Linked DNA regions of Homo sapiens: region 2 is linked to region 1. Evidence: chromatin contacts called from ENCODE Hi-C or POLR2A ChIA-PET data. All regions are on one chromosome and are shown on one strand. The core of a region is the stretch at or near the end of the contact, and the rest is flanking DNA. Distances in the headings are between cores, read along the strand shown. Region 1 has its middle 43 kb from the start of MOGAT1. Region 2 overlaps WDFY1 (WD repeat and FYVE domain containing 1).

Region 1 (3,380 bases), core at 236-2,735:
GGTGACAAGAGTGAAACTCCATCTCAAAAAAAAAAAAAAACAAAACTTTTTTTTTTAAACAGCAAAGCAAAACAATGATAATGCAAATAACCGTAGAACACTGTAAGAGAAACATTTCCTTGGGAAAATGTGCATGTATGCTGTTTGATTTGGACATTTTTCCCTGTGTTTCCATTGCACCCTGGGTGCAGCCTGAGTCATTGCTTTTGTCTTGCAGCTAGAAGCATATGAAATTGTTGATGACCAGCTACGTCTATCATGCTCACGATGAAGGTTGCAGCTTCAGTGCTTATGAAGGCCAGCCCAGTTTGATCTTTTCAAAGGGGAACAGTAAGTGATGCTAGATGTTTTGCTGCAAATCCCTTGCAACTACTATGAAAACATCAAAATGTGTATATGTTAGGGATGATGGGTGAACCTTTATTGTATGCGTAGGATTAAAAGTGACATCCCTGCTTTCGGTAGAATGTATGTTTCTATCATGGGAAACATGGAGGTGGAATCTGGTTATCATGTCCACACATCTGTAACTTTACGTCTCTTTCAAACTACCTCACTGATGCAGGCTACTAAAGTTTGTGATAAATATGAAAACAGTTTTGGGGTGCATTAGCTCATATTCTTTTCCTCTGACGAGAGACACCATTGGCAAGATTTGTTGATTGGTTGCTTTGTCAATAGCCCAAGATGGCTAGCTCTCATATTTGTGTTTTTTAACCTAAGTAGCCAAATGTCTATTTGTAGGGCTGGAGGAGTTACTTCAAGTAGAATTTGTATATCTTTGTAAGGGAGAAAAACAGGGCGACTTCTAAAATAACCACCCAGTTGTTCTGTTTCTCTAGGATTGCAAACACAGAAGCAGTTATTTATATTTAAAACAAAGAGATTTCTCTAGTACCTTATATTTTTTTGTTATAGTCAATCCTTCCCAAACACCTCCAGCTTAGTGCCTTACTATCTTATATCAAAAGGAGAAAGTTGATCTCAATCCATGTTAACCCATAGGATAATGAGTTCTTCAGTAGCAGAATCTGTGTCTTGTTTTCATTTCAATCCTGACCCCAACAGAGGAGGTCTCTAGTAGTCTCTTGGGGAATGTTTGTGGCACTAACCTGGAAATCTGGTGGATTGTGTCAAAGAAGCCAAGTTTTAGCACTAGAAGGGACTTCATCATCTGTCTAATTATTCCTTCTGCCGATGAAGCAGTTGAACCCTAGTGAAGTTTCATGCAGATTAAAAGTGACTCCATGTTCCTATTACTCTTCCCTAGATTGAGCAGGAGGTACTCCTAGTCCATGATTGCTGATTAATAAACCTAAAAATCCTCCTATAAAACAGAAGTGTCAAAAAAAAGTAGAGCGTAATTAAAAATCCACTTGAAGCAAGGGATTAAACAGTGCAGAATCAAGCTGTCTTATTGGCATTGAGAACATTTTTCTTTTTGGGGGCCGGTACACCACGTTGTTGATTTTTCCCTTTTGTAAGAGCTATTTTGGTGCTGTGTCTTGGGAAAAGTCCAAGTTTTCAACAACAAGTTTAGCCTCGAGAGCCTTGTGTATTGGAGCAGTGAATAAGGCAAGGTGTCATATGCCCATGACAACTGACAGACCCAGAAAAAAATCTTCCATCAGTCGTGTTGTGATCATTAGAGCAGGCCAGAGCAATCCTATTACTCAGACAGAGGTGGAGGCCGAGCTTCTGTCACCTCATTGATGGTACTAAGCCCAGACTCAATTCTGGCTCCAGCCTCATTCAGCTGAGTTATCACAGCTGCTTTTTTTTTTTTTTTTTTAATAGCTCTTAGATTCTGGTTAAGAATCATCTTAGGCTCTCTTGAGAACAGACATGAACCTGATGTTGCTGGCGTTCCCCAAGCCTGCTTAATTCTCTCCTACTCCATTTCCAGACCAACTTGGAGCCTTAGATCTTTCTGGTTGGATTCCAGACCCTGCAATGTGGGTTTGCAGTGATGTGGGGACAATCAGAGAACTAGAACCTGGTTGCCACATTTTTCTACTCTCCAGCCTTCTGTTTTAGATAGTCCTTCAGCCTCTGATCTTCTAGTAATTGGCTAGGTAACCTGGACTCTGTTCTTTCCTAGGTAAATAGAGTTGGGAGTGAATGATCCTCCAGGTCATTTCTGCCTGTATCTTATGGTCTCTGCCTGGCCTTTTATCTGTCAAGGCAATAACATCTAATTGGAGGTGTAGGTTTACCTGATAACTCTGCCTTTTCCTCCGCCTTTGTCACTTATTTCTGTTCCTCCAAGAAATGCAGTGAGCTGAAATGATTATCTCACTTTCTTGGTGTATGTATGTGTGTATATGTGCATATACACATACATGCACACACATGCACACGTTTTATATATATATAAAACAAATTATATAAATATATATATATATGAAACAAATTGCTACTGGAATTTCTCTAGGATCACAATAATATTTAGTCATGTGTTTCTGAGAAAAAATTTAATTCCCTAAATAAAAATAGGTGGAATTTATCTCAGAAGTTTCCTCCTTTCTATCATTCAAAACTATGGAATAACACTGTTTATTACTTGTTAAAATCTTTATAGGAGACTGTGAAATTTGTATATTTTCTATATGGGATTCGTTGTGGTATGTTTTTTAAAAGCTTTCCATTTGTAAAAGTTTTGACCAATAAATGTGTTTTTATGCCTGAGTGATAATGTATGAGTGTGGCTTTCAACCTGGATAGAATGTTTTTCATCTCCCACACTTTGGCGAGGCTGAATTAATTTAGACTTGAGGATGAATATCGGCGAGGAAACTGGTGTGAAACTGTGAGAATTGCAAATTGTCAGAGTGAGGAGTCAGTACTTTAAATTCTCTTGATGGAATATAAAATACAGCAGAAAGCGGGGGCGGGGTTAACTGACAACTGCAGGTGGACAGGAATGAAAGAAGAACTGGGGCTGGCAGGAGGAAACGAGTCCGCCAACTGCCGTGGTCTCATGTGCCTGGAGAAACAAAGAGGCTCCTCGGATTCAGAAATATTCAAAAACTAGTAGAAAAGATTGAAAATTACAAATCAAGTCAATCACTGCTAATGGGCATGGGGTTTCTTTTGGGGTGATGAAAAATGTTCTAAAATTAATCATGGTCATGGTTGCACAATGCTGCGAATATACTACCCCCCTGAAATTCTCCTTTTTAAGTGGGTAAATTTGATGGTATGTGAATTATATCTCAATAAAGCTGTGGTATAAAATCTAGTCAGTCAGACACTAGCCAAAACAATGGAAGAAGGTAAAAGTGAAATTCCTTTCTGGGTCAAGAATGAAGTTGCCTCCCTTTGGATGTCAGCGCCTTGTAGGACGAAGCTTCTACCTTGATTTGTGAGGCCTGTTTGTG
Region 2 (3,655 bases), core at 216-2,715, 1.2 Mb after region 1:
ACCTCCAGGGGATACAGGAAAAAAAAAAAGTGTACTTCTGGCATGCTAGATGGTTTCTATAACATTAAGACGTTTGCCTGAAAGGGGGAACGAACAACATAGCTATCATTGCCATCTGTTTTTATCGAATAAATAGCAATTTCCTTCCAACGAGTCTCTGGAATTCTGCCCTGTTCATTCTTGCTGCAAAAAGAAGTCTTTCTCCTTTGGTAACAGGGAGAGAAAATGTTAGATTGTTATTGAATTTATTCTCTAAATTAAAAGGCAGAGAAACCAGCCTCATTTTGTAGAGGAGAATTAGATTGGCTGAGAAAAACAGAAATTTCCATCCCCTCCCACAGGACAGCTTCAAGGGTCTGTGACCAAGAATTAGACTGCTGATGTCACCACAGGCAGATTTTATCCAGGGAAGAAGCCACTGGGTGGCCCCAGCATTTGCACCCCCTTTAAACAAATATCACCCTTCCAGAAGCCAGATTGGCTGAAAACCTGCAGATTTTTTTTTTTTTTTTTTACTCCAAACCATTCTTGCTGTAATCTTTTCACTGTTAGCATAAAAATAATTTTTTGTGATCCTTGTGCCATCAAGAAGCCTAGAAACCACTCTAATCACTGAAGAGCAGGAATAATCTAGACAGGCTGGAGTCCATGGAGGATCTAGGCAACACTTTCTTACATTACAAAGTCTGGCCAGGCACAGTGGCTCAGACCTGTAATCCCAGTACTCTGGGAGGCTGAGGTGGGAGGATCACTTGAGCCTAGGGGCTTGAGACCAGCCTGGCAACATACCAATACCCTGTCTCTACAAAAAATAAAAATAAATTAGCTGGGCATGGTGGCACACGTCTGTTATCCCAGCTACTTGGCAGACTGAGGCTGGAGGATCACTTGAGCCCACGAGTTCAAGACCAGCCTGGGCAACATAGTGAGACCCCCCCCCATCTCTACAAAAAAAAATCAAAAATTAGCAAGGAGTGGTGGTACATGTCTGTGGTCTCAAACTCAGGAGGCTGAGGTGGAAGGATCGTTTGAGCCCAGGAGGTGGAGGCTACAGTGAGCTCTGATTGTGCCACTGCACACCAGCCTGGGAGACAGAGTGAGACCCTGCCTCAAAAAAAAAAAAAAAAAAAAGTCTCGAACCCTATCCATGGCCTAGAAGTCTTAAAACACAAATTAAAGGAATCACAAAGAAGCACAGTTTCTAATAAGGAATAGCAGCCTTTTTCTTTTCTTTTTTTTTTTTTTTTTTTTTTTGAGAAAGAGAATCTCACTCTGTCACCCAGGCTGGAGTAAAGTGGCACAATCTCAGCTCACTGCAACCTCCGCTTCCCAAGTTCAAGCAATTCTCCTGCCTTAGCCTACCGAGTAGCTGGGACTACAGGCGCACAACACCTCACCCAGCTAATTTTTGTATTTTTAGTAGAGATGGGGTGTCTCACCACATTGGCCAGGCTGGTGTCAAACTCCTGACCTTAAGTGATTCACCCACCTCGGCCCCGCAAAGTGCTGGGATTACAGGCGTGAGCCACCACACCCAGACAGTGGCCTATTTTTAGATTACGTTCCATGCTTCTTTTTCCCTAACAGATTTGTTGACTGATTCAATCAAACTAACACTTGAGACATTACTATAAGCTTTACACTGTTTTTCATGTTAGAAAAATTTTATTTTATTTTTTTAATTTTTGAGACAGAGTCTCACTCTTGTCACCCAAGCTGGAGTGCAATGGTACTATCTCAGCCCAGTGCAACCTCCACCTCCCGGGTTCAAGTGATTCTCCTGCCTCGACCTCCCCAGTAGCTGGGATTACAGGCATCTGCCACCATGCCTGGCTAATCTTTGTATTTTTAGTAGAGATGGGGTTTCACCATGTTGGCCAGGCTGGTCTCCAACTCCTGACCTCAGGTGATCCACCTGCCTCGGCCTCCCAAAGTGCTGGGGTTACAGGCATGAGCCATTGCGCCCAGCCAGAAAAAGTTTAATTAGTAAAGACAAATATGTAAATGAGTAACAGTAACAATATAATGTGGTAAGAGCTATGAGGACAGAAAAAGGGTAGATTAATGTTAGGGAGTGGGAATGGTGGTATAGTGGGTTGGGGGATTTGGCAAACATCGCACAAGAAGTCCTAATGGATGAGAAGGAGTTAATCAAGCAAATGAAACTGAGAAGAGGGTTTCGGCGAGGGAACAGCACAGCAGGACGAAGCCTCTATGGGACACTGCAGGTATCCCAGGAATTCCATACTAGGCTGTATTTTCTATAAACCATAACCTAGAAACCAAAAATGCCCCCATCAATACTGGTTGCACTATAAGCACCCTCATCTCCCCATTAACCTTTGCAACTGGACTCTACTGACGCTAAGTGTCTAAATCAAGTATAAAGACGAGGAGAAAGAGAAAAAAAATCCACACAGGCGACTTTTTACTTAAAATTTCTTTGACGGTGATCTGCTGTAGATTCACCTTGACCTTGAAGGGAAGTGTTTTGAGCAAAGTAGTATGTGGTTGACAAAGAAAAATGAATAAAGAGATTATTTCACCATGAAGTATGACAAAAATACATCATGAAATCAGTATATATGTGCTAATAATGTCTTAACAACTCTCAGAAAGATTTGCTGAGCATACTTTGTAGAGAGGGAAGATGAATACCTAAATTCTAGAAACAAGTATCATTCATTATATTACCATCTGCTTCTTAGGAAAGAACTAGCAGATTATTAAAGCTAAACACAGCAGAGGAAATGTCTACTGTGCAGAAATGGTTAAGTCTGTATCATTCAACCAGTAGCTAGTTATGCAGTACCTGGTGGAGTACAGACTATGTGGGAAGATAAGATGAATAAACACAAAGCAACAGGAACTAATACCTGATTGTAATTAACTAGGCATCATCAGTAATATACTAGGAGTGTTGAAGGAAGCTCAGAAAGGACAGAGAATGATGGGCTGGGAAGAATTATTCAATGGAGGAGGTGGAACTTGAAGTGGATCTAGGAGATGAAGGAGGGTCTGAATACAGGAGAGAGGGCAAGTGAGGTTCCTGGTGAGGGAGGCAAAGGCACCCAGGTGGGAAATGTACCAGGTGTGAGTGGGACAGAACACACACTGACTTCACTGGACACAAAAGAACCATAATAAATGAGAGATAGAAGGTGGAAATAAAGCTTAGCAGGGAGCAGTTATGGGGTTCCCAAAGTCCTTTTTTTTTTTTTTTTTTTTGGGGACAGAGTCTTGCTTTATTGCCCAAGCTGGAGGGCAGCAGCATGATCTTGGCTCACTGCAACCTATGCCCCTTGGGTTCAAGCAATTCTCGTGCCTCAGCCCAGCTTCTTGGGAGGATTACAGGCATGAGCCCCTACACCTGGCTAATTTTTGTATTTTTAGTAGAGACAGAGTTTGACTATGTTGGCCAGGCTGGTCTCTAACTCCTGGCCTCAAGCAATCTGCCTGCCTCAGCTTCCCCATGTTCTGTGATTACAGGCATGAGCCACTGCGCCCGGCCCCCAAAGTCCTTTTACAGACATGATTAAATAAGGAGCTAATGAAAGGTCATGAGCAGGAAAAAGACACAATAAAAGCCTAGTTAAAGATAGGAGATTAGTGGGACAGATCCAAGTACAGTATGCTGGAACTCAGGGAAGCCAGT

The links. A loop is a pair of places that touch in the nucleus more often than their neighbours do. ChIA-PET counts read pairs that join two places held with the same protein, here RNA polymerase II (POLR2A). Pooled maps may share reads with other maps.
Region 2: a loop to region 1 is called in a map with no recorded cell type, with 4 times the contacts of the local background. The contact joins two enhancer-like sites. A Hi-C loop is called at or near these places in 2 of 37 single-sample maps with no recorded cell type and 1 of 50 pooled maps. POLR2A ChIA-PET finds 5 or more read pairs at or near these places in 1 of 52 experiments (activated T-cell).

What each region holds. Positions count from the first base shown.
Region 1 is chr2:222,713,011-222,716,390 of GRCh38, forward strand. No RefSeq gene overlaps it. Among named protein-coding and RNA genes, the nearest start is that of MOGAT1, 43 kb to the left of the region's middle. Within about 2 kb of position 1,486, at least 9 of the 41 ENCODE cell types and tissues checked have a DNase peak (open chromatin) inside an H3K27ac peak, as active enhancers do.
Region 2 is chr2:223,932,851-223,936,505 of GRCh38, forward strand. All of the region lies in intron 1 of WDFY1 (WD repeat and FYVE domain containing 1), which reads right to left. Among named protein-coding and RNA genes, the nearest start is that of WDFY1, 11 kb to the right of the region's middle. Within about 2 kb of position 1,466, at least 3 of the 41 ENCODE cell types and tissues checked have a DNase peak (open chromatin) inside an H3K27ac peak, as active enhancers do.